7 separate regions of the Mus musculus genome follow, and regions 1, 2, 3, 4, 5 and 7 are each linked to region 6. Evidence: chromatin loops called from intact Hi-C (ENCODE). Cell type or tissue: left cerebral cortex. All regions are shown on one strand. Region 1 overlaps Pard3 (par-3 family cell polarity regulator). Region 2 holds the start of Nrp1 (neuropilin 1). Region 3 overlaps Nrp1 (neuropilin 1). Region 4 overlaps Pard3 (par-3 family cell polarity regulator). Region 5 overlaps Pard3 (par-3 family cell polarity regulator). Region 6 holds the start of Gm32643 (a long non-coding RNA gene). Region 7 overlaps Pard3 (par-3 family cell polarity regulator).

Region 1 (4,000 bases), 880 kb after region 6:
CCCTCACAACCAAACGGCACTGGCGTATGGCTTAGTTTCTTCACTACCACTCTAGAGCCTTCATGCTCCGAGGATCTGAGGAAATAAAGGGAACCCCAGATCGAGTGGGAGAACAGGGGTAACCCTGCTGCAAAGTTCTGGTGCACACCGCAGTCACTTCCGGGGGGAGCGGGCGTCAGCAACATCTGCAGCCTCGGGTGGGGGGGTTCACTCTCTAAGATGAAGCTGTGAAGTCCGTAGGCATCTTAGGCATGGAGCTGAAGTTTCCGGTACTGCAGAGAAGCAGGTAGTTGATGCCTTGAACTTGATATTGGGGTCAGGGGGTGGTGGGGGTCCTTCCACGAGATAGACGCAGTGGCAAAGACATTAAGGCCTTCCATTTCTTTGCTCATGCTGCTTAAAGGCACTGATACCAGCAACAGAAGTGTTCTGGAGTACCACCGAAGGTTTTTTTTTTTTTTAAAAAACTCCAACAGCACAAGTCTTCATGGGTAAATGTCCTTTATTGCATGACACAAAATGCTGCCATCCTTCTTTGAGCTCAGGAGTAGAAGGGCCGCCCTTTCTCCGGTGTCTGCAGTCTGTTCAGCCTAGCCACCTGAGATGGAGAAGGGGGCACATCTTGCCGGAAGGGCCCTCTGACTCCATCAGCTGGAGGCTGCTTCTTCAGCTGCTGCTCTTTCCGCCTCTGTTCCTGTCGGAGAAGCTCCTGGGTCTCCAGCATGACCCTGGCATTAAAGCCGTGCCCGCCTAGATAGCCGTTCCTTGAGCCCTGGTAACTGGAATACCTGGGGTTCTCCTTGGCACTCTGGAAGCCTTCACCAGGGGCGTAGTTCTGTTCCCAGGAATCCTGTGATATGGAGCTGGCATTCTTCCTGCTTTGTCTAGCAATAAAGCAAAGAAGTCAGTCAGGGATGAGAGAGAGATGAATCTCCAGGCTTTAGCAAATATCATCATGACCTGAGCACCCACCAGGTATCATGGTGAGGGGCTAGAGCTCTCAAAATTGACTATCAGAGCTTGGGAAGATACCAATACCTGGGCTGCTAAAGCATGTTGTTGCCCAAGCATAATGATCTAAGTTCGATCCACAGTACCCATGCAAATAGCTGAATGAGATAGCACACATTCCAGCACTAGGGAGGAGAGACAAGAAGATCCACAGGGCTTGCTGAACGGCTTGTCTAGCCTATTTGGCAAACTCCAGACCATCAAGAAACCCTACCTAAAAAACAACAAACAAACAAACAAACAAAACAAAAACCCAAGGTAGATAGTTCTTGAGGAATGACACTCGAGGGTGCCCTCTGGTTTCACGTGCACACCCATGCATGGGTACTCACACAGATGCACCTACACTGAACATGCAGCCACACCACAACAAAACAAACAGAACAAAACAAAACAAAAAAACCTTAATTATCCTCAGCCAGTCCCAAGTTTCAGCTAAGTGACCAGTGCTAACTGAACAAAAGACAGAAGCAGATTCAGTAGATATTTAGGAACAGGTGCTCCTCCTAGCTTGAGGTGCCCTCTGTTTGGCTCAGGGCAACCAGGTCCCCTGCAGTGTGGGCACAGACACATGTGTATCAGCAGCATCTAGCTTTGCACTAACCGCTGCTCACTTCAGCGTTATTGTTCAGGTCTAAGCTACCCACACGAGCAGTGTATCTAGCTGCTGCCAGGATGTTAGAAAATGGTGCGTGCTGCTCGCTTTCATCTTCCAAAGACTGGGACATCGCTCTGTCACAAGGCAGCTCATGTGATAGACTACAGTACGAGCTCAGACAAAAATGAAAGGACAGCAGGCAGAGAGCTGGGCCAGCTCAGCTGCAGAAGCACTGGCCTAGCATGCAGGAGGCCTGGGCTCCATCCCCAGAACCACATAAACCGGGGTTGTACTGCATGCCTATAACTCCAGAGTCTGTGAAGCCGAGGCAGGTGGTTCAGAAGTTCAAGGTCATCCTCGACTATATAGTAAAGTTCAAGACCAGCCTGAGTGACAAGAGACTGTCTCAAAACAACAACAAAATCATTAACAAAACAAAGTGATGCAACAGGAGGTTCCTACAATCTTCAGCTTGGCTCTCTGGAATCCTGTATATTAGTAACTGACACAGGTCAGGGTTGCCCAAGTTCCTGTCTAGAAACACTATTTTTTCCCACATCTCAGCTTATATAATTCACTTCCTATCACCCCAAGATAGAGAGGCAAACGCAAGCTGCACAGAAACTTCACCTCCTACTACTTCTGCAAGGGGCTGCACAGAAACTTCACCTCCTACTACTTCTTAAAGGGGCTGGCTGCAGTTTTCAGGAAACACAATTCTGAAACATCTTTAATTTACTATCAAGGCTCTAGATACTTCTATGAATTTGCAATAAGATTGCCTTTGATAAAGCCGAACAATTTTGTGCCAGGAAGGAAGACATGCCCTATTTTTCCTCCTTGAAAACAGAAGGGGGAGGAGAGATGACAGTCATAAAGAAAATGTATTATTGCTCCATTTATCAACAAGAAAATCGTCTGGCGGCAGTAGGTGGAGCCTGCTGGCATCAGCCTCCTGCATCAGCACACACAACACTGCACATTCATGAGGAGATCGTGGGAGGCCACTATGTCTCCCATAGGAACAGAGAGAGCAGTATTCGAATATTCTGGAATGCTGGCAAAATGGTCCAGGGTAGAACCCACCCATTTTCTACATGGCTGAAATTATAGATGGGAAGACATTGCAGATGGAACTAAACTCTCACTGTCACTACCGGCTCTGTGATCCATTGAGAAGAACAGAGGCTCCCACCTGGCTCTACTCATGGGAGCCACAGCAGAATCCTCAGATGGGACAGAGTAAGGTCCTCTGCCTAAAGCACTGACTGTCTTCACTTAAAAAAATCGTAGACTAATCATACCAGAGATGTGACAGATGGATAATGTCAGTGTGAAGCCTGGGATGTGACAAATGTCATCTCTTCATCCATGACTTCCTGATACTAAAGCTCGCTACCTTCCTCCCTGACCCTGCATGATCTCTGCATAGAAAGATAAGCTTCAGGCACCCTAGGAATGCAGGTTCTTTCTGCATTGAAATTTGTGAAAATTCACTGTGGTTTGTTGGGGATGGAGGGGAAGATGCTGTAGGAGGAGAAACTTGTTTTGTAGCTCAAGTTTGCTTCAGATTAATGAGTACGTGAGCACAAAATAAAGCAAGAAATTCCTGAGGTTTGAAATAGGGTATGGGGAATATGAACACATACACACACATGTTCTCATATACTCACTCTCACACCCATACTCTCATATATACACAATGCACACAAATACACATGCTCTCATATACACTCTCACATACACATACATACTCTCATACACACAATCATATACACTCACTCTCATACACATACATACTCTCATACACTCTCTCACATACACGCACATACACTCACTCTCATATACATACATACACACATATATACACACACACACACCCCTCTCTTACTTTCTTTGGTGAGGAAGCTATTGGTGTCCATACGTTCTTCATTAAGAAAGAATTAGCAATGAGCCAATGCAAGAAAGGAAGAAAAGGAGGCAGACAGTGTTTCCTGTTTCGAAGGCTGAGGAAATGGCTCAGTGGCAAAGTGTTCACTCTGCAAGCATGAAGACCTGAGTTAAATCTCCCAGAACCTATGTATAAAGCCACATGTGACTGTTCATATTTGTAATCCCAGTGCTTAGAGACAGGAGGATCTTTGAGGCTCACTGGCCAGCCATCCTAGCTTAACCAATGATCTCTAGGTCCAGTGAGAGACATTTGTCTCAGGAAGTAAAACTGATGCCTGACCAATATTAGCTGAGATTGTCCTTTGGCCTCCATAGACATGGACACACATGTGCCTGTGCACCAGTGCACACACATAAACATGTGCCTACTTGTACACATGACAGGGGGTAAAGGGGGAGAGAGGAAAAAGAAAGGAGGCAAAAGGAGAGAGAGGGGAA
Region 2 (4,000 bases), 130 kb after region 6:
CTCTTTATGTTCCAAGGCACTGTTTATACCCAGGACTGCCTTTCATTTACTTAACAGTGAGTGGTTTTAAAAGCCAACTGGAAGCTGCAACAGGGTTACGAATTCTCAGACACGCTGGTACCTCACACTGAATAGATCCAAAGCCTTTATTGACAGTGCGACTTTCATTCATACTTCAGACTGATCACAGACGGTTTACAAAGGCAGCGGAGAGTTCCAGCGCCAAGACTGACCGCTATCTCTCTGTGTCGCCCACCAGAGGAAACCGAGCAGGGGTGTTTTGAGGAGAACCAGGAAGTCCTCCCGGTGAAGTGTTCATTAACTCTCAGCAGCCATCAGATTTTTGAAAGGGAGTCTCATTTAATTGCCTCTGGGAGGAAACATTATTAAGATAATTGGTGTGCTGATCTGGGAAGGTAGGCAGCTCTGTCTCGAAACAGAGGCAGGAGAAGCCAGCAACCAACTGGAGCAGGGGGCCGAGGGTTTGTGGTCCTCCTGCCCCAGACGCCCTGACTTCTCCGTTCCTTGCGCAGGCAAGTTTCCTGCGCCCGGCAGCCGTGCGCGCGTCCCGTGGCTGGGGCTGGAAGTCCCGTGGCTGGGGCTGGAACCCCTTCGCCCGAGGGGACTCGGCAGCCCCGGGCACTCTGGTTGCTCCCGTCTCCGGCTGTCACTTACCGCTGCGGAAAGCGCCCGCCAGGGCGAGGGCAAGGGCGAGCGTGGCGCACAGCAACGGCAGCCCCCTCTCCATCCTCCTTCGCCAAGCCAGTCCCCAGGCAGCCGCAGGAGAACACGATTGCGCGGACGAAAAACCAGCAAACGATAATCTTAACAATCCGAAACGCTCTTAAGTCCGCCTAAGAACCAGAAAATCCTCAGCGGGTCTTGGCGGGGAAGGCTAGCGGCGAGGCAATGCCTGAATTCGCGAGAAGCGCTTTTCTTTTTGTGTCTCAAGTCGCCTGCATCCTGTCATTTAGCTCCGATTTCCTCTCCCTTTTCCCACACTTGTTCCTCTTCCAGGAGCCACTGCCCGGGCCATGTCTCAGGAAGAAGAAGAAGGAGGAAAAAAAAGAGGGGAGGAGTTGCGAGGAGGAGGGGAGAGGGCGGGCGACACACCAAAGCCAATTTCTAGAGGGAAAGAAAAAAAAAATCCCGCTTGATTCTGGACGGGTTGGAGCCGAGGAGCTGGCGCCCAGAGGAGGTCCGGGTTGTCTGCGGGAAGGAGAGAGAGCAATGAAAAGATGAGCGGGAGAGCAAGGACTTTCTCCACTGGCACCCGCCTCTCTCTCCGACCTCCCCCTCCCTCCCAGAGCCCTTCCCTCCCTTCCTCCCGCCCCCTCCCCGCACAGCTCTGCCAGTGATTGCCTGGCTGGAGATTCAGAGACACAAGTTTCTCTCCGCGTGCTTTCCCGGTTGGTCCTCTGGGCTCCCCCCTCCACCCCACCTCCGGGTACCCTGCTGTGCTCTCCGCGGGAAGAAGGTCACTAGGGAGCAGGTTGTCTGCGCCCAGAGCGCAAGGTCACGTATGTGTGTCAGAAGGGGCAGTACAAGTGGTACCAGCCCCAGTGGCAGGCTAGTCTACCTTGACGAGATCTCTGCACCCCAGAACTGAACTAGGCTGCTCGTGTAGGCGAGGATCCTGGAGTCAAGGAGTTCCGAGAGACCGGGGTTAGCTGCTACTTCACGGAACTCCTAATCCCTAGGTACCGGCGCCCCCGGAGGCGTGGATCGCGCTGTCAGTCCCCGCTTTCACTTCCTGGGTGTCAGCCTGAGGTTTGGGGCAGGAAGCAGTCGGGCGCTCCAGGACGCTCCGAGTAGGACTTAGACTAAAAGAAGAACGCCTTGGTTGTTCTGCGAGACACGCTGTTGATCTTAGAGAACTGTGACCCAGTCTGCCACGTAAAGCATAGGCAGACTTTCTTAGAGCACGGACCCTGGCTGCAGCGGAACAAGGTCTCCTCGCCGTGCATAAAGGCGAGGATGGGTACCTGATACCCCCATCCCCACCCCTGACGCTTCAGGCTGCATTGTTCCCCGAGATTTGGTCCCCTCTTCTTTGGGGTTACATGAGCTCGGAGGATGGATGGTGGCGCGCCTTTCAGCTAGGGGGCAGCCGCCAACAGTCGCAGACCAGCCACGTAGAACTCCAAGAATCTGAATCAGGGGTCGAGGGACCCATTTCTGTGCACACCGAGGGAAGGATAAGACTGGCAACGACCCCTTGTGAGGGTGACAGGATGATCTTTGCAAGGGTCTCCTAGTGCCAGGTTTAGATTACAGGCAATTGTGTCTACTGATCCTCCAGCCTCATACGCCACCCACTTACGAGGTGCGTCCCTGGTGTCTGCCCAGTGCCTCCCCTCCCCCATGTAGTCCGGTTCCATCCTCGAGGGCTTTCCGAGAACTGCAGCAGGTGGCTTTGGTTTATGAATAGCAAGGACACCCAGGGACATAAACTGGTTGAGGCTTCTGATCAAGTACATATACCGGGCTCAATGACCTCCGAAGGAGCTGGTGGGTAAGGTGAAAAGGTCATACGCCTTCTGGGAAGTGGCATTTATAGACATACTGCCACCACAGAGACTGACTCCTACCTGGTACAAGGGGTTGCAAAGATTTGGGAATGCTGGCAAGGAGACTCTGGTCAAAGGTTTTGGCTGAAAAACTAGGGTCATTCAGGGAGAAAGATCGCTCAGGACACTGGTGCCCTAGGCCAGGACTCTGCGTTGGATGTCTGGGCTGGGCGCTGAATTGAGGCTTGTCCGTTGTGCGGATCTCCCTCCTGGGCTCCCGCGCAGGACCCACTGGCTCCAGAGTCCAGCCTTCTTTCCGGCCCTGGTTACCAGCCCCGCCTCCAACGCAGCCTCTCCCTCCCTGCCCCACCGCAGCGCCAACCCTGCGTGCAGAGAGCCAGCCCCGGAGCGCCCCCGGTTAGTCGCCCCTAGCTTCCTCTTTGGTTCTCCGACCCTTTGGAACTCCGGGTGGGTTGGTTGGGCGTGCCAGAAGGCCGGGAGTCAAACGCCTGAGTCGAGCGGAAGGGGCAGTCGTGAGGCCGTTGGCCCTCTGCAGGCAAGGTCTAGGCGATAGCCGCGCCCAGGGTAAAGCTAGGGGAACGAGAGTGGCGGCGGCGGGGGGGGGGGGGGGGGGGGGGCGGCAGCCCTGGCGATGTGCCACACGGAGCGCGTGTCCCCGCCTCCCTGCGCCAGGCATCGGGCGCATCCTTGCCAATTCCAACTATGTTGGGCAAGCCTTAGATTCAGGGTGACCCCGCGCCACCCTAGTCCTGGAGTCCAACGGACAGGCGCCTCGCCGGACTTGGCGAGTCGACATAAGAGGGAAACCAGGCCAAAATTGTGGAGATCCAGATCCTTGTCTCTTTCCGAAGAGGAACCCCTTTGCCTGGCTAGCCCAGGCGAAGCTGAAGCCTGTATTTAACCAATCTGCCCTGGGTCGGGTGAGATAAGGGGCACACTTAGGACACTTGAGTGATCAACTGGTGCGCCCTGGAAGGGACAGTTCCCCATACCCAGAAACAAGAAGCTTGGGGAACCAGTGAAAGACTCCTAGTTTTCTGGCTCAGCCCCTAAGTTCTCTTGATAGCTTTTCTCGGTTGTAAGGCATGCCCTGTGTGTACTTTAGGGGAAACATACTTAAAGCTATTGTTTCTCATTTTCCAGAACTGAGGCTTTCCTAGACACTTTTTCTTTTCCACAGTGGGTCTGAGAAATGGAGCCAAGCCACTCTAATAAATAATTGCCAGCTAGTGCGTAGGTATACTGCTAACCGTTCTGGTTAACAACCTTTTCCTGTGCCATAGGATCCCATCAAGAGAGACAGGCCATTTTAGATACCTGTACTTCTCCACCCAGGGAAACAGAGTGGCTTTATAGGAGAGCAAGTGTGAGACAGAGGAAGAATTTGGCAGTATTCCTAGTTTGATTTTATTTTGGTCTCGTGCACATATCCCTCTTCTTGATATCACAGATCTGCCTAGGAGACAGGG
Region 3 (4,000 bases), 130 kb after region 6:
GCCCCTGATTGTCTTTTTTTTTTTTTAAAGAAGGAAATGAACAAAATAGGTGGTCCTCCTTTCCTGTCACATCCTACCCTGTATCATGACAAATAACTATGTAAAGTTTCCCATACATCATTTTCCACCATCAGTTTCTTGAGGCAGCCTGTGTATGCATGTGTTAGTGTACATACTGTGTGGGGGAGGAGACATAAAAGCACTATCTACACATAGAGTTTATCAGTTAGCATTGCTCCCAAGCTTCTACTGCATGATGTCCTGGGCTCAGCATGCGCCAGCTCTCAGAACCATTGCTGTATACACATTCCCCTCCTCCTTTTTTTTTTTTTTTTTGCAAGTGTATATGAGGTGATGTCACACAAGAAGTTGGAAAATGTCCACAGGTGGAACGATTGAGACATGAAAATGAGCAAAATCCCAATCCAGGACCTGATCTGCTTCCTCCTCAGCATGGCTGATGAATGTTTGTTACCACACCACCTCTGATGACTAGGACTACTCAGAGGACTTCATTCTGTCACACAGTTACCTGGTCATACTTTCCTGGTCAGAAATCGGTAAATGTGAGCTTATTGAAATCTAAGAATACTTTATTTTGAAGGGAAGCATGTGTTGCCAGAGTTTCTTGAAAATATCTCCTATAGCAGATTGTCAAGATGTAAAAAGATATACAACAACACAGTTTCAAAGTTATTTACACTATTAGCACTATAATAATCACTACAAAGAATATTAATAAGTCTGGTGTGGCTCAGTGATGGAGCCCTTACCTAGCATGCATGAAGCCCTAGATTTGACCCCCAGAACTTCCAAACAACAACATATTTGAAACAATGCCCTGTTTTCTAGAAGGCACTGGAACACTATTAATTCTACAATCTAGCGGTTGGGGATTTAGCCCAAGGTAGAGCCCTGGGTTCAGTCCTCTGCTTCCAAAGGGGGGGAGGGGAGACAAAATAAAAGTCAACCCAATGCTGGGACTTGAATAAACTGGAATCAGAATGCAGGCCTGTATGTCAATCATTCACAGATGCATCCTCTGTCTATAGGTTTCTGTTAATTCACTAGACAATGAATAAAGCTGAATAAAGTAGAAATCTTGATAGCCTGACTATGGAAATCTGGTTGTCACCACACTACAAAATCAACAGATTTCTGAATCCTTTGTGCATGTGGGAATGTTTTCATATCACTCTGTTCTCTACAAAAGAATAAAAGTATGAAACAGAGCAGCTTTCACCATTCAAAATGTCTCCAACACGGCTAAGTTCAAAGTAAGAATTGGCCCATGTCTTCATCAAGATTACTATTCAAGCTCAAACTGGAGACCTAACTCCCTTAAAGTACTTCAGAGTGAAATCATATGGGATCATGTGGGCAAGACACTAAGAGGTTGTCCTGGATGTGGAGAGCATTGAGCTATGAAGTCCACCTCATACAATGCAAAAGCAGAAATACCACATCTACAACCAGGATTTCCATTTAAAGTGTATGGGCATCATTTAGATGGTCTCTACAGTAAAATGTTACTGGGATAATGAAACTTTTCATAGACCAATATTTAGTAACTTCAAGTTGAAAGAGACAGACAGGTAAGGCAGATTGACTCTAACCCGATACACACCTAAATTCTCATTGCATTTATGCATTTTAAAAAGTCATATTCATAAACATGTCCACAATTAACCTAATATTTGAAACTCTTGCTTAAGCTCAGCACACTAGCAAATGTCTGCACTTGGGAGGCAGAGACAGGTGGATCTCTAAGATCAAAGCCACCCAGAACAACAAAATGAGTTCCAGGACATCTGGGGCTACATAGTGAGACCCTGTTGCAAACAAATTATCAAACAATCAACCAACCAAACAAAATAGCGATAATAACAAACCCTTTAATTCACTTGCTTTTTTCATGTCAAACTCGATACAATCTTTCAGATCAGAGTGCTGGAGTAGCTCCTGCCACAGAGCTATAGTCCCCAGCCATGAGAAATCTTCTAAAAATCATTAAATGCGCCACAGATTTGTTTAAAAAACACCCGACTCCACCATCTGCAGATCATGTATACTGGTGACCCACAATACTTAAGAAAACACAAGCCTTTTCTCAAAACCCTTTCCAGAAAGAACCACACACCACACATTTCTTAACAAAAGATTTCCCAAACCAAACGTGTCAACAGAAGGAGGACAAACATTTAAACACAGCCTGACATATTGGGTGAACTCAGCCACTTGTAACTTCATTTCCACACCACTCACAATTGAGCTCATCCGGACCCGCTCATTTACTTTCTCAGCACGGATACTCATGACCACTAGATGGTGCTATGGCGCCCTGTTCAAACTCCCTCACTTACTTGCAGTCTCTGTCCTCCAAATCGAAATGTGGGTTGAAGTTGATCATGATTCTCTGGTAGGGTTCCGGAGCTTGGATTAGCCATTCACACTTCTCACTTGGATGGTAAGAATGAGGGTAACCGGGAGATGTGAGGTACCCTGGGTTTTCGATTTTTATGGTCCCGCCACATTTGTCTGCAACAAAAATGACATGTTAGCAGATCTCTTCCCTGCAACCAGTTGAGTCTTCTAGCTTTACATGTGTATTGACAATTAGCAAACATTCTGTCAGTTAAGAGAACTCCAAAGTGTCCCCCATAAACCCTCCGTGTGACCCTAGACACAAAGTACACCACACCACTAAGGAACACTCTTTAATCTGCAGGAGCACCACATCCACAGAAAGCCTACTGTGATCTGAGATGCTTTTCCCTCACACCCAAACTTCCTTCCAAAGAAAGAGGTCTTCTAGCATTAAAAACATTAAACCCCCTCAATTGATGTTAACACAGCCCCCTGGGAGCTCCTGCTAGACTTAATTATCTTCCAAGAAGTGTAATCACATTAAGGAACCGCTCTAAGTGGAAGGTGCCTAAAAGATGCTGTGCCACTCCTTGCAAGTGGCTTTTTGATGATAAGCCTGGTCAGTGTCATTGACCAGTGGGGACTGTCTTCCAGGACTTTGATTGGCCTGAAGCCTAACCTCCTTTTGTTGTTGTTTTATCTGCCTGTAAATCTAAGTGATTTTGAGTTATCTCTGCTTTTGAGACTCAAATCAGCAGAGAACAAAGTGCAGCTGGTGATGCAGAAAGAACTCGGCTTTACTTATCCAAGTTGTTCAGCCTTGGAGACCAGATCAAAGCAATGGGGCAGAAAGAAAAATAAATAGCCACACAGCATTAATTCTAATTACTAAATGTTAGGGGAAGCCTCGGCCACTGAGGTCTGGGTATCACAGATGGTGAGCTATGTCTTCACATCCCAGGAAAGAAAAGCTCTCCAGTTTTCAACCTTTACTGAAAAACAAACCACCACCACTACAAAACCTCAAATGCTGGAGTGACTCTCTAATAGCTAAATAAACCAGACTCTGGGCTGGTTTACAATTCAGCATAGATCGCTACTGTCACTCTCTATTATGGGTTTCGCACAGGAGAGCCACAGCCTGCAAATGCCACCCCATTTATTGATGCTTAATTTTAGGCAATAAAAATTTGGTGCATAAACTATGTAGGAAGTACAGGTATGAAATATTGAAATGTATAAGCCTATCAATCACAAACATCCAGTAATGGTATATATAGATTTTAATATTACATCTAATAGATTCCCTGTGGAAAGAGAATGGCATTCTTTGCTCTCAGCATGAATTTATAAATCTAAGGAATTTTATTACAGGAAAACCAGGTCAAATGGAAATGAAAGATGAAGTGCACATCAAAAATGCATAAAGCTACATGCATTACAGAAGTCATTTCCCATAAATTAAAAAGAAGACAATATAAATTATGTTGTTTTCTCCAATTGCTAGATGTTTCTGGCTGTTTCTTAGATTGGAGTGGGTTGGTCCTACAGATTCGCTTCCCATTGGTTTTTAAAAGCTTTAGGTCTTCAAGAAGAACTAATGTTGCAACCAACGCTCAGAATCTCAGCTAAT
Region 4 (4,000 bases), 1.2 Mb after region 6:
ATAACAAGCAGAGGTGGGAGGGGGGGGAAGAGAAACAGAACAATTCTAGTAAAAAGAAGAATAAAAATGTCAAGCCTATGTGATTTAAATATGGAAACAGACAGCAAGGGGGAGAAGGTTTAGGGACAGTTAGCACAACTCTAGATTCAAGAGAGAAGAAAGTCCAATGACTGAGATTTAAGTACAAGAAGGATCGAAAGTCAAAGTTGAAAAAGTTCTTCCATAAAAAGTCTGATTTGATGCATGCAAATTCTGAATATTTAACATTTCTCAAATGGTACTGAGTTTCAAAGGCCAATCTTTCTGAGTTCAAGACCAGCCAGAGCTACCTACGAGGTATTATTTCAAAAAACAACACGACAAGCCACCCTCTACTTGCTCCTGAAGGCATGGTACCATTTGAAAGAACACACGGCCTCCAACTGTGCCTTCCTGTGGGAAGGAGGGAGACGGGTCTTTGGGAGAGATGTTTGTATTTCCACACCCACGAGTAATGTCCAACTTTCAAACTATGAGTTGATCATATGTGAAAAAAAAATCCACCTACATCTTTAAAACACCTTTAAGAGGTGATGGTGGACCAGAAGATGCCACAGCCACTGCGAGGTCACCCAGAGATACAGGAGATCATTTAAAAGTGAAAAAGTATCAGAGTGGAACCGGGGAGATGATTCAGTGGGCAAAGTGCATGAAGACTCTGGCTGTATTCTCTGAACCCACATGAAAGTCAAACTGTCCTGGTGGCTTGTTTGCAATTCCAGCACTCAGGAGGCTGACAGAGGATCCATGCATTGGACAGATTGGCCAACTAGACTAGTCAGATCCAACAGTTCTTGGTTAAGTGAGAGTATGCATCTGCCTGGGTAAAATAAAGTAAGTGTGTGTGTGTGTGTGTGTGTAGGAGTGTGCAAGAAAGGAAGACACAACATCAATCTCTGACTTCCATATACACGTGCACACATACCTACACAAATGCATTCATACTGCATGGTTTTAGACCCTGGACAAGGGACTAAGGTACAAGTTTTATCAAAGCAGACCTGGCCTCCAAGGTTCTCCTAGTGTCCCTCAGTCCCTACAGTCCCTACCTGGCATGCCCTGCCCCAGCCTTGAACTTTCCCACCCAGGGTCTAGGCTGACCTTCCCCAGAAGCGCTACTCTATATAATTCAGACATTTTGCGATTCATATTCTCTCTCTCTCTCTCTCTCTCTTCTTCCTCCTTCTCCTCCTCCTCTTCTCTCTCTGCACACAAGTCCTTTCTCTCTTTCCCCTCTCCCTATGGTGACTCCCCTGGCTTCAATCCTTAGAGCCAGTGAACTTGCCAGGGAGTAACTTCCCAGTACACCTGCCTTTAATACGATGCAATCTGGCTTGAATTGGCTCATTTCACTGGCAGCAGAGAAATAAACCTATCACTTACAGACATACATATATACATGCAACACACACACTAAAAGGGGAACAAATAACAAAATGTTATGGGTACTGGTATTTTAGCAGACGTTCAAGGTCATCGTCAGCTATACCGTGAGTTGGAAGTCAACCTGTGATACATGAAATCTCACCACAAACAACAGCAATACCAAGAGTGTGTCCGTATTAGCCCTACTCTGTCCATAAGTTGTACTGTATTCCACAGGGAAGAGGAAGGGCTTGCAAATAGCTTACATGTGTAATGGACACTTAGGAAACAAAAACAACAACAATTGGTGTGGGATCATTTTTACATCGGAATCAATTCAATTAACACTTCTGTGGAATATCATAATGAACAGTATTTCCTTTCTATCAGAAAATAACTCCAAGGGAAGAAAGATGGCTCTGCAGTGAAAAGCTCTGGATGCCCTCCTGGATGACCTGGTTTCAATTCCCAGATCCACATGACAGCTAAGGAGGGACTCCAGTTCCAGGGACTCTGCTGCCCTCTTCTGGCCTAGTTGAGCACTGCATGCAAATGGCACATAAACTTTGTGCAAGGAAAACATCCAAACACATTAAATAAAGTTAAATAACTTTTTTTTAATTAGAAAATAATTTAAGGGTCTGGAGAAATGGCTCAGTGATTAATAGTGCTCACTCATAACCACCTGGAACTCCATTCCCAGTGATATAATCCCCTCTTCTGACCCCTGCATGCATCTACCCACACACATGTGGCAGATGCATAGGCAGACAGGAAAGAATTTCAAAATCACAACATGGTTTTCATATCAAATATCTATATGAATTAGAAGTGTTTCTTGGGGAGGGGTGGGTGTTGACTAAATAAAATGATCACAAGAGTCTAAATCTTATGCCAAGCATATTGATGGTGTGCTAGAATTTATAGTATATGCAATTTCTGTAAACGGACACAAAATCATACTGTCCCTCTAGTGAGGAAAAAAGCAAACAAATGCCTATACAGGTGAAACTTTCCCAGCTCGCAGCCATAGATGATAGAACAATACATTTACAGTCTAGCGAGAATGAAGAAACCCCTGGATCTAAAGAAAAAAAGCTCTCAGAAAAATCACAATGTTTTCACTACAGAGTGCTTACTGTTAGGCCCAATTCTAATGTCCACAAATTATCCAACACAATCAAATATTTTGTTCAAATACCATTTGCAAAGGAAGCAGGGAATTTACTTAGTTGTAGACATGAAGAATAATTTAATGTTTCCTTGAGAACAAAATTGACAGGTGTCTTGGACTTACATCAACATTTTTGGATTTTTCCTCCCACCCCCCCCCCATGTCCTTTTAAGAACCTCACTTAACTGGGTCACAGCAGCTCAGCAAAGCTCAGACAGACTCCTGGGCTCTCCCAGGATTAAACAGGACCAGCTCTCAATCAGCAGAGCTCATTAGGACACACAGAGATCGGCAGGGGCAGCTGATGGTGCAAGCTGCTTAGCTCTCACATCCGAGTTCAATTAGGAGGCTGTCCCCAAGGAAGCGCACAGGCCAACACTTAGATAAGAAAGGCAGTGTCCTCCATCACTTTCAAAGCAGGACCACGGCTTCACACAGACAGACTTTCCGTCTCTCTTCAGCCCTCAGGCCTTTCCTCTGTAACATGTCTTCAGTCTTCCCTGTCACAGGCAGGTGCTATATAACAAGCAGTGTTGTCAAGAAGTATCAATTGTATAACCGCACAAATCTCGAATAAAATTTATATGTATGTGATGGCTATTCTTAGTTGTCAGCTTCACTACCTCTGGATGCTATGGATAGGTAAAGCATGGTGACTGTCTGGGCTGTGTCTACGTGGACACTGGGAGAAGCCACGGCAAACTCACTTTGGTAACGTGGCCAAGAGGAGGGTGGTGGGCAGAAACACAGATGTCATCCTGAGGGGAAGGATCTGTCAAGGGACAAAAGAGGAACCAAGCCTCTGTACTCTAAGGGGCAGAGCCTGCGTGAGGAAGGCTTGTGGGGGGAGGGGGGCTCCAGTTGAACAAACACCCACTGAAGGAATGACTGGAGCAAAGAGATTTGCAAGGGAGAAACCACATGACTGACAAGGCAAGCAGGAGGGAAGTGAAGACCTTGGCACGCCAAAGGCCATTGTTTCTTTAGAGGAACAGGGGCAGAGTGAGCACCCACAGGCAAATCAAGACATCTAAGGGGGATGACAGTGCCATCACACCATACTTCTGTCTAGGTAAAAGTTAAAGCACAAAGGGCCAGTTAATGAGTTTCTTCTTTGAACCGAGAGCATTGGACAGGACAAGAAACATGTTTACCAGAGGGCTCAACTAATGAATATCAACATTACAGTTTCATTTCTCAACTTGGAAATTGTAACTCTTGAAGAAAACAAGCATGTGTGTGTGTGTGTTTTGGGGCTGCTCCATCACCCAGCATTGTAAAGACTAAATCATCAAAATTAGGAACTAGTATGTGCTTAGCTTAGAGAAGATAAAAAATACTGCCCCGTATGAAAAGAAATTCAAATGTCCCAGCCCACCAATCTCTTCAGCTGGATGTAGTAAAAATAACCACACTTCTCTC
Region 5 (4,000 bases), 1.3 Mb after region 6:
AGAACTGGTAAGGGACAACGGTGGCTCCAAATCATGGGATGACATAAGCCCTGGAAACAACCTGAAAGCAACAACGGAAACGGGAGAGTGGGGGTTGTAAGAAATGACCCACGAATTACCAAGTAATGAGGTCTGTACTTATTCACTAATTACTAAGACTGTTGAGAAGAATTGGTCTCTATTCACTGATACAGAAACACATCTGAGACATAGCAGAGAATAGCACTATCTAGCAAGAAGCTATCTGCAGGTCAGTGTGCTTAAAATGCTCATGTGGGTGCAGAAGATTGTAGATGGATGGAGAAGCAAACGCCAAACAAATGCAAAACAAAAAACAAAACAAAACAAAACAAAGCAAAGTTAAAAAAACAAAACAAACAAACAAAACATGGTCTCTTCCCTTCATGGGTGTGGCTCAGGGCACTCTACTTACTTAACACTTTACATATTTTTTTCTAGTTTCTCTCCACCACCATGAACTCCTGTAATAATAAATTAAGACTGTGCGGGTCCCACAGGAGTGGAAACTCCTGAGGGTAGTCACAAGGTCCACAAATGACTGTTTAGTGATAAGCACAGGATCGTTCGAGGCAAATGTGTTCTTTCCTGAACAGGGCATGGCTGTAGACAGAAACAACTCATCACCTGGAGACTTGTCTGCATCCCCACAGACACTCAGAGCCTCACAGACTAAAAGAAGCCGCAACCCGCCTTCACGAGAATCAAGAGCCTTTTTAATCTGTTAGGATGAGCTCTAGTAAAGAGTAAGCCTATAGTGAACAAAAGGATTCTCTTACTCCTCTCCCACACACACCTCTACTTCATCTTCTCCTTTCCACCCTGTGCAAGCCTCTCACAAACACCACCTCCCAGCCTCACGCTAACTCCCAGCTGAGCTCCACCACAACAGTGTTCTAGTTCTCAGTCAGCGCTGGCGGCTGTCTTCCAAATATCATCACCCAGTCTGTGAGGGCCAGTGGTGAGAGTCCATAAGTATAAGTTAACCGGGGCAGCCACTGGACATGGAGGAGCCTGACAACTGAAGGTCAAACGGGCCCGCACTGCCTCTCAGTCAGTCAGTCAGCACAGCTGAAGTTAACATGCCAGGTCCCATTAAAATGAATATTGCCAACCAATTAGTAGAATAAATGGTTTGCCTCATAATGGGCTTTGTCTGTGTTAATTCGCCTGCGTGCTGGAGGATCTACAAGTAGAAGCAGGACCAGGTGCGATCCCAGTGCTGTGGCGGAGAACCCAGGACACAGGTGCAAGACAGGAGTCCACAGCAGTCAGAGGAAAGTCGGTCATATGTGAAAATCAGGAAGAACAAAGTAATTCTATTGTCATCCAACATAGAAACCAACATAGAGACAACTGCTTACTAAGCTAAGCATTCAAAACCCTAAATGTAGCAATAGAGGAAGTAAGGAGGGAATAATGGTACTGAAAACCAAGGGTGTGGGCAAAGCAAGCTCCACACCACTGATACAAAATAACCTTAAAAGTGTGCCCATGTGCTTTGCAGAGAGCTACAATGGCTTACATAGTAAGTGGCCTCATTTTGTGACTGCTTTGTCTCCAGAGAACGGTAAGTAAAACAACCCTGCTGGACAGGGCTCCGTGAGCACGGCTTCTCACGAGACCCATAAATTAATCGACATATCTTTTATTTGAATTCCTTTCTCATTCTTTTCTAAGGCAAAGATGAAGCCAGCTATGCACAGGCTTTTTCTTGGCTAACTCTTCCTATCTTGACATCTTGAAACAAGTCAAAGGGTGGATTTTAAAACGAAGTAAAAAAAAAAAAAAAAAACCATCACTATCAAAGGCCTGACACGCATTTTGAAGTTGTACAATGACAGTACCCACTAGCATTAAGGCTCGTTCCACCCACAAGTGTCATTCTTGATTGCAAGTGGCCCTGTGTGTGAAGCCTTACCCCAGAGCCCTGCCACGGGAATGCTGGGAATTTTCCATATCGTGTGTTTGAATTCACTGTGCTGCTTTGCCACTGGGTTTTAGGTGTTCAGTAATAATGTGCTTTGTTCTCAAAAGTGTCCCTCACACCTGCCAACTGAGAAACAAGGAGGCTCTCACAGAATGATGTGTTGTTGCGCTGCCCTCTAGTGGTAACTCAAAGCAGAGCAGAAAGGGGGGAGGACCAGGAGAAAAGGCTAAACAGAATGGGGGGAAATGATGAAGAGATCACCTCTAAAGATTTAGTAGTACCCTGTTATTCGATTGGTATAAAACAACTCTGCTGGCATGTCACTACAGACCTGTCTACTCACTTTCAAAACCTCCACGTAAGAAAAATCCAGAGTAAAATCAGCAAGCACACACGTGTATAAACATATACACAAATTAATTGCAGCTTTAAGAAAAGAGAACACTAGCAAGGGCAGGTCTACAGAACGTAACATTTGTTAAGGTGATGAGGACAGAGTGATGCTTCCTAAGACACAGTGGAGGGTGGGCAGGGAGAGAGTGGACCCTCTAGCTAGGATGTGTGCTCTAAGATGCAGCCATATTCACACAACAGTGGCACAAACTCCCACCTTGAGAGGCTGAGTAGGAAGATCACGAGTTCAAGGCCAGCCTGGGCTCCAACACAGCACATCTCAGGCCAAAGTGGGAAAAACAGCGAGAGCCTGTCTGCAAAAAGAGGAGGTGGTACAGCAGCCATTTCTCCAGGATTCAGAGCACGTAAAGAAATATCTAAATTTTCTGAAATAAATAAAACTTAACAAGCCTGAGTTGCTTTTGGAGGTTACACATCAAAAATCAAAATTAACCCATAGGTTCACACTGGCAAGATTTCCTTCGTAAAAGTCAAATCAAGTCTGTAGGGGAGGAACCAAGTAGGGTAGGTATCAAGGGGCTTTCGAAGCAGTCTCTTCTAGTCAGAACAGGCAGGCAGCGGGAACCTGGGTTCTCCAAAGACGCCTCACAATGCTGTTTGAACACTTACAGAAACCTCTATGACAACATCTTAAAATAAAATCTATCTTCACAAAACAGACCAGCTCCGTCCCGAAAGTATGCAGACGTGGGTCACTTATCATCCAGCAATAGCCTTCAACTACAGGCATACAGCGACCTCTTCTGGATCATGAAGGAAATGCCCCAACAGCAAAACAAAGGACTTCCATCTCCAGGTAAACCACAAAACTGCCCAGCCACTTCCCTCCGGGCAACAGCCACAAAATCATGTGTGAAGCTGAGCTCTAAGGATGTTTATCTTTGATTCAGAAATCAGTTATGAACCATCCAAAGACATCCTTTCCCTTGTTACCATATACATGCTTTATAAAGGTTTCTTTCACAGTTCTGAGCAGCAGGAAAGATGCATGACTTGAGTCATTTTGAAGACTGTTTATAACCACACCTAGGATCGGAACACCATTAGCATAATATCTCAGATTCTCTCTGCTCTGGAATTCTTATCTTTGGAACTAAAAATGGCCAGGCCTGAAGATAGATGAAGATTCTGCCAGAAGCATGCCTCCGGAATGGGTGTGTGTTATGAGTGCCACTCCTTTAACAAAACACAGAAAACACACACACTAGAAACCTTGTTCCTAATAGAGTAGAAAAGGGACCACACCTGAGGCAGTGAAAACCACATTCAAGCTTCCCTCACCCTGACCACTCAAAAAAGGAGCGCTGCTATGGGGGATTTTAAGGACATAAATAATAATGCATCAAGCACATGGTTTGCCTCCAATGGGCATCACATACCACATATATAAACAAAAGACAACAGGCTGTGATATTCCCTCCACAAACACTCTCACAATTCTCTTTAAGGAGCAGACGTACATTCTAACAATCCTCTTGTATAGAAATCACACACAAGCAAGCAGGTGCCAGCAGGTGTTGAGGATCCCAGGGAACTGAGCAAACCTGTTCATTTCAAGATGCAGAGACTACAGGCAAAGTGCTACACAGGCTGAACACAAGGATCCTCAAAAGATCTTCTACAAGGCCTCTGTGCTCT
Region 6 (4,000 bases):
ACCCATCCCATAAGCCAGCCACCCCCTGGGATGGCATGTGAGAATTTGAGGGTCCTTTAGGATCCCAATTATTCAACTTAGGGGTCTTTTGATAGACCTCTACTGAATAAAGTTCAGGAGTGTGGTGGTGGTTGGTTGTTGTTGTTGCTGTGGTGGTGGTGGTGGTGTGTGTAGCAAGTCTGTCTGTGTAAGAACCTCATGTAGGGTAAAGAATCCAGGATCAGGTTGGGAAGGAACACACTGAATTAGTTGTGTGTACTTATTCCCGTCCAGTAAGTCTTCGTAGGAGGAAAGTACAGGTTGAGAGCTGGAATATGGAAGCTGGAGAATATGGGCTAGGTTGAGAGATGTCTCCTGTAAGAGAGTTTACCCCGCACTGTTCTCCCTTTACTTCAGGGGATCAGAGAAGCACCAGGATAATGTACTGTGCCTGGTGATCATTGGTGCAGAGTCTAGGATGCAGATATCACTGACGAATGTGGCTATGCATAGCGTGTCCACCGTGCAGTTATTCCTTTTCTGAGACAGGGCCTCACATAGCCCATGCTGGTCTGGAACTCAGTGTGTAGCCAAGATGACCTTGAACTTCTGATCCTGTTTGTCCCTACTGAGTGCCAGGACTGCCAGCACGTATCATGTCTGGTTTTAAGCTGTTTTACTCCCTACTACTAAAAATGGCTCAAGTTATCCTTGGTAAAAGTTTGGAAAAATATAATGAGTGTAAGTTCACTGAATATATCTAATATTGACCTCACATGTTACCCCCTCCCCCCATTCCTTGCTCACTTGGTTTTTTAGGAAGGCCAACCCATAGCCAGACTCAATCAGAATTCCTCTTCTTGTCCTAAGCCTCTTTCCATTAAGGAAAGAATCCTTGACAATTCCAGAAAAAAAAAAATCATTGAATGCTACTGGTATTTCTTGTCATCCATAAAGTTATAGGTTTCAGGAAACTTCCCTGGTAACCAAAGATATGCCAAGCATGGAGCCATGGTGGCACTCTTACCTGTATGGTCCTGAATCGGCCCTGTCTTGCTGGTCAGCACACTCCACCTGAGCTGTGCATGGCTGTCATGCTCCCAGTGGCAGAATGTCTTGTGAGAGCCCCAGCCAAACTCGCAGTTAAAACCGTATGTCGGGAACTCTTCAGTGGGGAAGGACAGACAGACATAAGGGAAGAATTAATCACAACGATCAGGAAGGCCATTAATACTCTCATGGGCATCATTTATTTTAATTCCATATTTGTTCTAAAGCTATGGAAAATCCACCAAACCCAAGATTACCAAGAAAATAACAGATGCATGAACATGCCAAAAATGTTTACAAAATCACATTTAGCATTACCATTCTTCTTTCTGTTTTGGGTCCACCTTTAGAAAGATTATGGATTGCTCATCAAATTGGGTTTATGTGAGATTTCCAGGAAGATTACTTTCCAAGATGCTTGTGTATGAAACATCAGAAGTATTTTCCCTAGTTGCACAATAGTCGATACGAACAATAATATTATTGAAGATGAACCATAAAAATTGATAAGCATCAATGATAGAAATCTTACTAGAGATTAGCTACAAGTGTCTGAAGCTGGGATGTAAGTTGGCAGGAAGCCTAGCCCTGAGTCTCACTTCTCATCACACCAGCTGATGGCCCAAGCTTTGTGTCAGGAAGGAATGACTGAAGCATTTTGCTGAGATTATTTTCTTTCTTCTGTGCTTTCCATCAGGTCAATTAATTTCAGACTAAGTCTTTTTATTTCTTTTTATTTTTGGTGAATTTCTGAATTTGCATATCAATTGTTCGCCGCACTTAAAACCTCAATTTGAGGTCACATAAAGCCCAAATTCATTTAAACATCGACTCTTTCAGCAACACTTTCTAAAATCTTCCAAATGTTTCTTTTGGAAGCTGAAAACATAAATGGATTTGCGGGAAGGCGTCTGACCTTACTGATCCTTAACCTGAAAGCCTTTCATTTACTCAACTCAGTTCTTTGAAAGGGTCTTGAGTTCAGAAGTATTAAGAAAGAAAGAAAGAAAGAAAGAAAGAAAGAAAGAAAGAAAGAAGGAAAAGAAAAGAAGAAAGGAAGGAAGGAAGGAAGGAAGGAAGGAAGGAAGGAAGGAAGGAAGGAAGGAAGAAAGGAACCAGTGATAGGGTTTTGTTTGGGGAGGAGTCAGCAGAGGCTAAATACAATCACAAAGATGAGATCTTTGTCCAGTCCCCAGGCAGATCAAGCCTGAAATTAGTAGTCCACGAGATGGCAGTATTGAGTTGGATAGAGCCACATCATGGGTGTCTGTCCAACTGAAGTGGAGTCTTGAAAAGACTTGCATACAATAAAGGAAAGCATGCTATTATGGGCTGCCTTAGGGTCAGACAGAGACCACGTCTTTTTTTTTTTTTTTTTTTTTTAGCATTTCTTTAACTTGCCCAAGTGTTTGATATGAAGTTCTTCAAGTCCTTTCAGTTGCTCTTCAAGGGCTTTCCAGTGCCCCTCCCCCCACTGAACAATGGTGTGAGGGGTTTTAATAGAAAGATTTATTAAATTGATAAGAATGATTTACTATGCATGTTTTGGTTTCCAAGGATTTTTTTTTCAAGTGCTACTGTCAGATTTTGGAAGGAACTCGCTCTATGAATAATCACAAGGAAGTAGGATATAAGTCCTTATAATCAGGAGGTAATGTGACCTCTCAAAGGGTGGGAAGAGTTGGTTCCAAAAGAGAAGTTGGTCACATGATGTGAGCATTTGTACAGAGTCAGCTAGTGCAAAAGGACAGCTTGAGTGTCAAAGGAGAGGGAGTTTTCATGTGTAAGATATTGAAGCATGAAGTGGAACTTCATGAGGCTCAAAAATCTCTCCTGAAGTTACTGCCCTTGGGCAGCAAAACTGACTTTCACAGATGGCATAGTCAACATCCTTGTCCCGGAATGTACTGTTGTGTAACCTCATGGTAGGAAATGTTGATGTGAAAGTGTGAGGTTTTTGACTTTTATTTTTTTCTCTTCAGTCTGCTTTGTACGATATGCAAAAGGGCAGAAAAGCTTCATAAGTGGTTCCATCTACTTTGCTTACACATAAAATTTGCTCTCTGGCCCAGAAAACCACACTGTGCATTATGTTGGCTAACATTCTGATGACATTGTAAAGCATATGAACTTAGCATTTTAGAAATGGCCAAAAAATTAAAAAAAAAACAAATCAATGCATTTCAGTGGGGCTGGGATCTGGATTGTAGAATTCAGTGCTGACAATTCACCTTGGATATGAAGGTGACCAATCATCCAAAGTATCAACAGACATTTGTAGAGGGAAAAACAAACAAATAAAACCAAAAACAAACAAAAAACAAAAAGCCAAAAAGCTGCATAAGGATCAGGAAAGAAGAAGAAAAAGACAGAGAAAGAAGAGAAGAAAGTTGAGTAGAGGAAAGATATGAAGATGCAGGGACCCTGATGGCTAAGCTTTTAAATTATTACTCAGGCCCTGGAGTTGTGCACAGTTCTCATTAAATTCAATAGTAATAATTGGACTAAATCCCTTCTTAAAAATAGCAGGAAACAATATTCTGAACTTAAAACAAATTTATGGCCTCTGTGAGCAAATGCCAGCTGTGCTGCTGAAAGGATCTTGCCTGCAGTTGGGTCATTAAGCACAGGATGTGAGCAAGGATTTAATTTTCAAGTCGAGGTTCCTATCTAGTATGATCACTGCTTGGTTATCAGCTGGTCCTAAAGTCCAAGCAAGAGGGATATGGAAGCCCACACAATCATAAGTCACCAACATACTGTGAGCTGCTGTGAGGATGTGGAAAGACCCTCAGAGGGTCAAAGTCCTTTGTAAAGAGAACTGCATTAAACAGAGGGGTCTGTCCAAGCATGAATACCCTTTTATGCCTCTAATGACAGCAACCTAGGCAGTATATGGATATTGTATTCCTGCTGAGTTTCTTGTATTGATCAGAATCCTCAAGATAAATTTCTCTCCTCTATGTGTGTG
Region 7 (4,000 bases), 900 kb after region 6:
GAAGGTGGGCTGCGATGCTTTCATGATTGATGATGATGATTTCCGAGGACGGGAAGGCCATCAAGCGCCCTTTGGGAAAACCCATTGGCAGTGTGGAGGTGAGACCTGGCTTCAAGAGAGGGAACTATTGTACCAGCTTACTTGTTTCTCAGGCCAGGCTGTGATGGGCCAATCATTCAAATCTGGGCTTTGAAAACTCTGATGAGCTCTTTTGCCAAGAAAGCCAAAGGAGATTTAAATATTCATTAGCAACAGTGACTAATCCCTACACATCCCAATCAACCTAGATTAAGGCTTGTGCCAATTTAAAACTGGTCTGTTTCTTTTCTTCCTATTTTCCCAACCCCAGTGAGGAATAAAATAAAAACAGCACCAAAGTAGATTCAAAGGATGACTGAGACAAAAGAAGTCTTAATGAGGAGTCTAGAAATTGCATTTCCAGAGACCCCATATCATGAGGATCTGTACACAGATGATGGGGGTTTAGCATGCTCTCTACTAACATACAAAAGACAACTTTGGTCCAAATGCTAACACTTAGTTTCTCTTGCAATACTGGTTTCTGTAGCTTGACTGCTTGTGTGTGTGCATGTGTGTGTGTGTGTGTACTATTTGAAAATTTGCTTTAGTTCAATAATGATGTAGGCTTTATTCTACTGTATTCTGGGTCCTGTCCTACAGACTTCTGGCCCATCATAGATGCATGGTATAGTGGGACTTGGAGGTCATTAGAAACAGGACACCTGGCTTGGAGCTTCCTGGTGGGCCGTGTGTGTTTCTCCCTTATGACAGCTGACACATTTATTTGTGCTAAGTGTAAGAGGAGCTTCTGCAGGCCTGCTAACTTGATACTCTTGGTATACAGGGTGAGGGCACAGGTTGCACAACCGTCCCTGTCCCCACTTACTGGTCTGAGAATGACCATCTAGGAGAATATGGTAAGTGTGCTGTTTATGAAGACTGAGCCAATCAGGGCAGGGCCCAGGAGACATTCAACAAGTAGGCTCTAAGATGGTAGGGGAGGGGTTCTAGGTTCCAACAGGCCAGAGAATGTTCTTCAATTTACCTTCAGTGTGTGAGTATGTATGTGTATTCTCATGTTTCTATGGATACATGTACAGATGCACATGGAAGGCAGAAGTCAACTTGGATGTTGTCCCTCAGGTAACTTACTTTATATGACCGAACCTAACTAGGACCTGGGGCTCACTGACTAGACTAGACTGGCTGGCCAGCAAGCCCCAGAATTTGCCTGTCTCTATTTCTTTATATTGGGATTATCATTGCCAGTGTTTTGTTTTGTTTTAACATGGGTGCTGGAGATCAAACTTAGTTCCCTATGTGTGTGCACAGTAAGAACTTTACCAACTGAATTATCCATTCCTAGCTCACTCTTTCTTTCTTTCTTTCTTTCTTTCCTTCCTTCCTTCCTTCCTTTCTTTTGTTTTGTTTGTTTGATTTTGGTTTTCCAGACAGCGTTTCTCGGTGTAACCCCAACTGTCCTGGAACTCACTCTGTAGACCAGGCTGACCTTGAACTCTGAAATCGCCTACCTCTGCCTCCTGAGTGCTGAGATTAAAGGTGTGTGACACCTCTAGCTGGAGCAGTGCTGGAGCGCTCCCCCTGGTGGTGAAGATAAGGTAGAGCCAGCAGGCTGACCAGCTCAACTACCACCCAGGCCCAGATCCAGGACTCTGAATTGGCCCATCTCAAAACCTGTATCATCTGTGGAAGGCTGAGACCCATGAAAAGGCCAGCCCTGCTGTTCTAAATCTACAGGATCTCCAGCACACAGGGAAACAACAGGATATTGGGGAGGAGTCCTGATGAGGGTCCAATATTGATAGTATCACAGAAACCGGGTATCTCAAGCAATGAACACTCTCAAGTGAAGATGTGCAGGCAGAGAGGTACACTGTGAGGAACACTGTGACACACTACAGCTTTCACGATGAGACGCCTTCTATGCTTTGTTTTGTTGTTGATGTTGTTGTTGATGGTGGTGGTGGTGGTGGTGTGTGTGTGTGTGTGTGTGTGTAAAGGGACAGGGAGAGGAGCAGGACTGCACTGCATGATGGGAAAGTCACAACAAATCTATAAAGGTTTAAAAGAAAAACAACAACAACAACAACAAACCCAAAACCACCAGAAAGGTGTGTGCCACCACCGCCCAGAAAAACAGAAATTATAAATATTATTTTACCTTAAATTTAACCATTGACTTAATGTATTGTTTTGATCCAAGACAAGCCAAACACAAGAGGGCAGTTGGCAGTCAGTAGCTACCACTACTTTATATTCTGCACTGCTGTTTTCTGTTTGCTTTCCTAAGTCATTTATTTCTACCATGTCAACTGCAGCCCCTTGATCTCTGAATGGCAGTCCTGAGGGACAGATGCAGTGGGTTTGGAGATAGAGTTATTCCTGGGGCTCAGCAGGCCATGTGTAGAAAATATTGGGGGTGGGAAGGAAGCTGTTAAGATCAGCTGTTAATTTTTTGTTTATTTTTACTATGTGTTTTTATATGTATGGATGTTTGACAGGCAGGCATACTACTGCATCACGTATATGCAGTGCCCACAGAGGCCACAGGAGGGCATCAGATCTCCTGGGACTGGAATTAACAGAAGGTTGAGACAACAGGTGGGTCCTGGGAATTGAACCCAGGTTCTCAGGAAGAAAAGTCGGTGTGCTTAACCTCTTTGCAATCTCTCTGCCCCCTTAACTTTTTAGAAGTTTGGGGCTTTATCAAACGACTCATTAAAATTGCGAGAATGCAACCTCTTGGTGCTAGAGAGACCAACGTTTTCCTTCCACTGCTCAGGTACTTGGCAACAAGTACCTTTACCAACTGAGCCATTTCACCAGCTCATTAGTAACTTTTAAACTGTTGTTATTCTGAGTCTGTACATAATTAAGCATACTGGTAATTTACATGGGGATCATGGGTGTCAGGTGTTACAAACCTAGACAGGATTTAAAGTATACGGGCATATATGTTCATAGATTTTTATATGCAAATATTCTTTAACATTATAAAAGGAACTTGGGCATCCACAGATTCTGGTATCCAAAAGGAATGCCTGGTGGCTACTAAAGTGTACCAAATATCTGAAATGGGTCTCATCCTTACAGCCTACTAGTCCACCTTCTCCTTCCAATACAAATTGAACCTAGTCATACTCTCTTGTGAGCTTGAATTCTGGACCCATCTCCTTAGAGGAACAAAGAGAGTTTGCAGAGGGAAAGGAATGCTTAATGCAACTGATGAATTCTTTACAGACTAAAATTACTGTGGCATTTGCATTTTTAATTATGGAACAGAACTCTGAAAACCTAGAAGCAAGGGTAGAACACAGAGACCCCAAATTCAAACAGACAGCAAGCCAGCCATGCATTTGTTAAGTAGGCATTACTACCTTGGCGACTGTGGCCATGCCCACAGAAGAAAGATGTGGACACCATTATAAAGGTGGACAATAGGTTTAACTGGATTGTGGCCAGCCTTCCCTGGTCCCCAAAGGAGACAGTGATGGTTATATCTGATACTGAAGAAGAAAGTAGCTAAATATGGTACGGGATACATTTGTTCCGATAGTTCTTTCTCCCCCACTCTCTCTTTTCAGCTTTCAAAATTCTACCAGGAAATCAAATTCCACCTCCCTGAAGTGTTTCCTAACTTTCCAGGCCAGCTTTGTGCTTAGTTCTCCCCAAGGTGTCCTTCAACGAAAACACCGTTACAGTGCCTCTCAGAACAAGCATACATACATCTTTTCCTCAGTCCTATTCACAGTCATCACCAGAGGCTTGTGGCAGAGACCATTATCCAGCAAACATTTGTGAAGCTCACCCTTTAAAGTGGCTCCCAGAGCCCTCACCTTGTGTGCTCTGCTTTTCTGAAACTCACCCTCAAGTGTGGACAGGGCCCACATTTGTTTCTAGACATCACTGTTGGATGTGTGAGAGTACACTTACAGGACCACCTAAGAATAGGGCGTCC

What was found. Peaks named below come from ENCODE experiments on the same cell type or tissue, not always from the same donor. Only the 100,000 strongest peaks of a DNase experiment are listed, where the experiment ranks them.
Region 1: a loop joins it to region 6, with 2.1 times the contacts of the local background. A loop is called at or near these places in 2 of 42 quality-filtered maps.
Region 2: it touches region 6 in a loop (5-fold over the local background); 18 of 42 quality-filtered maps call a loop at or near these places.
Region 3: a loop joins it to region 6, with 4 times the contacts of the local background. A loop is called at or near these places in 21 of 42 quality-filtered maps.
Region 4: a loop joins it to region 6, with 3 times the contacts of the local background. A loop is called at or near these places in 13 of 42 quality-filtered maps.
Region 5: a loop joins it to region 6, with 12 times the contacts of the local background. A loop is called at or near these places in 18 of 42 quality-filtered maps.
Region 7: it touches region 6 in a loop (4-fold over the local background); 12 of 42 quality-filtered maps call a loop at or near these places.

The regions. Positions count from the first base shown.
Region 1 is chr8:127,607,316-127,611,315 of GRCm38, reverse strand. Pard3 (par-3 family cell polarity regulator) reads right to left here. Exons shown (of 25, transcript NM_001309391.1): 25 at 1-884. The coding sequence ends at 542. Among named protein-coding and RNA genes, the nearest start is that of Gm32478, 21 kb to the left of the region's middle. In left cerebral cortex, no CTCF peak of the experiment used is centred here; DNase peaks (open chromatin) are centred at 982, 1,725, 2,290 and 2,531.
Region 2 is chr8:128,356,308-128,360,307 of GRCm38, reverse strand. It overlaps Nrp1 (neuropilin 1), which reads right to left and starts at 1,235. Exons shown (of 17, transcript NM_008737.2): 1 at 676-1,235. The coding sequence starts at 748. It overlaps A930035F09Rik (a long non-coding RNA gene), which reads left to right and starts at 2,071. Exons shown (of 3, transcript XR_879381.3): 1 at 2,071-2,927. Mir1903 (microRNA 1903) reads right to left here and starts at 1,067; the gene lies at 988-1,067. In left cerebral cortex, CTCF peaks have their summits at 714, 2,101 and 3,023; DNase peaks (open chromatin) are centred at 1,805, 2,190, 2,989, 3,983 and 3 more places; H3K4me3 peaks cover 3,722 bases; H3K27ac peaks cover 3,691 bases.
Region 3 is chr8:128,361,757-128,365,756 of GRCm38, reverse strand. It overlaps Nrp1 (neuropilin 1), which reads right to left. Exons shown (of 17, transcript NM_008737.2): 2 at 2,364-2,538. Among named protein-coding and RNA genes, the nearest start is that of Mir1903, 4.5 kb to the right of the region's middle. In left cerebral cortex, a CTCF peak has its summit at 2,325 (motif pointing right); DNase peaks (open chromatin) are centred at 2,335 and 3,129; H3K4me3 peaks cover 2,109 bases.
Region 4 is chr8:127,329,862-127,333,861 of GRCm38, reverse strand. The region is part of intron 5 of Pard3 (par-3 family cell polarity regulator); the gene reads right to left. Among named protein-coding and RNA genes, the nearest start is that of Gm9909, 120 kb to the left of the region's middle. In left cerebral cortex, a CTCF peak has its summit at 1,938 (motif pointing left); DNase peaks (open chromatin) are centred at 1,924 and 2,902.
Region 5 is chr8:127,189,645-127,193,644 of GRCm38, reverse strand. The region is part of intron 2 of Pard3 (par-3 family cell polarity regulator); the gene reads right to left. Among named protein-coding and RNA genes, the nearest start is that of Pard3, 130 kb to the right of the region's middle. In left cerebral cortex, CTCF peaks have their summits at 2,127 (motif pointing left) and 3,118 (motif pointing left); DNase peaks (open chromatin) are centred at 2,080 and 3,091.
Region 6 is chr8:128,490,171-128,494,170 of GRCm38, reverse strand. Nrp1 (neuropilin 1) reads right to left here. Exons shown (of 17, transcript NM_008737.2): 13 at 1,007-1,144. It overlaps Gm32643 (a long non-coding RNA gene), which reads left to right and starts at 1,186. Exons shown (of 7, transcript XR_003947627.1): 1 at 1,186-4,000. In left cerebral cortex, a CTCF peak has its summit at 2,254 (motif pointing right); a DNase peak (open chromatin) is centred at 2,265.
Region 7 is chr8:127,587,111-127,591,110 of GRCm38, reverse strand. The region is part of intron 22 of Pard3 (par-3 family cell polarity regulator); the gene reads right to left. Among named protein-coding and RNA genes, the nearest start is that of Gm32478, 41 kb to the left of the region's middle. In left cerebral cortex, CTCF peaks have their summits at 1,630 (motif pointing left) and 2,587 (motif pointing right); DNase peaks (open chromatin) are centred at 198, 1,624 and 2,622.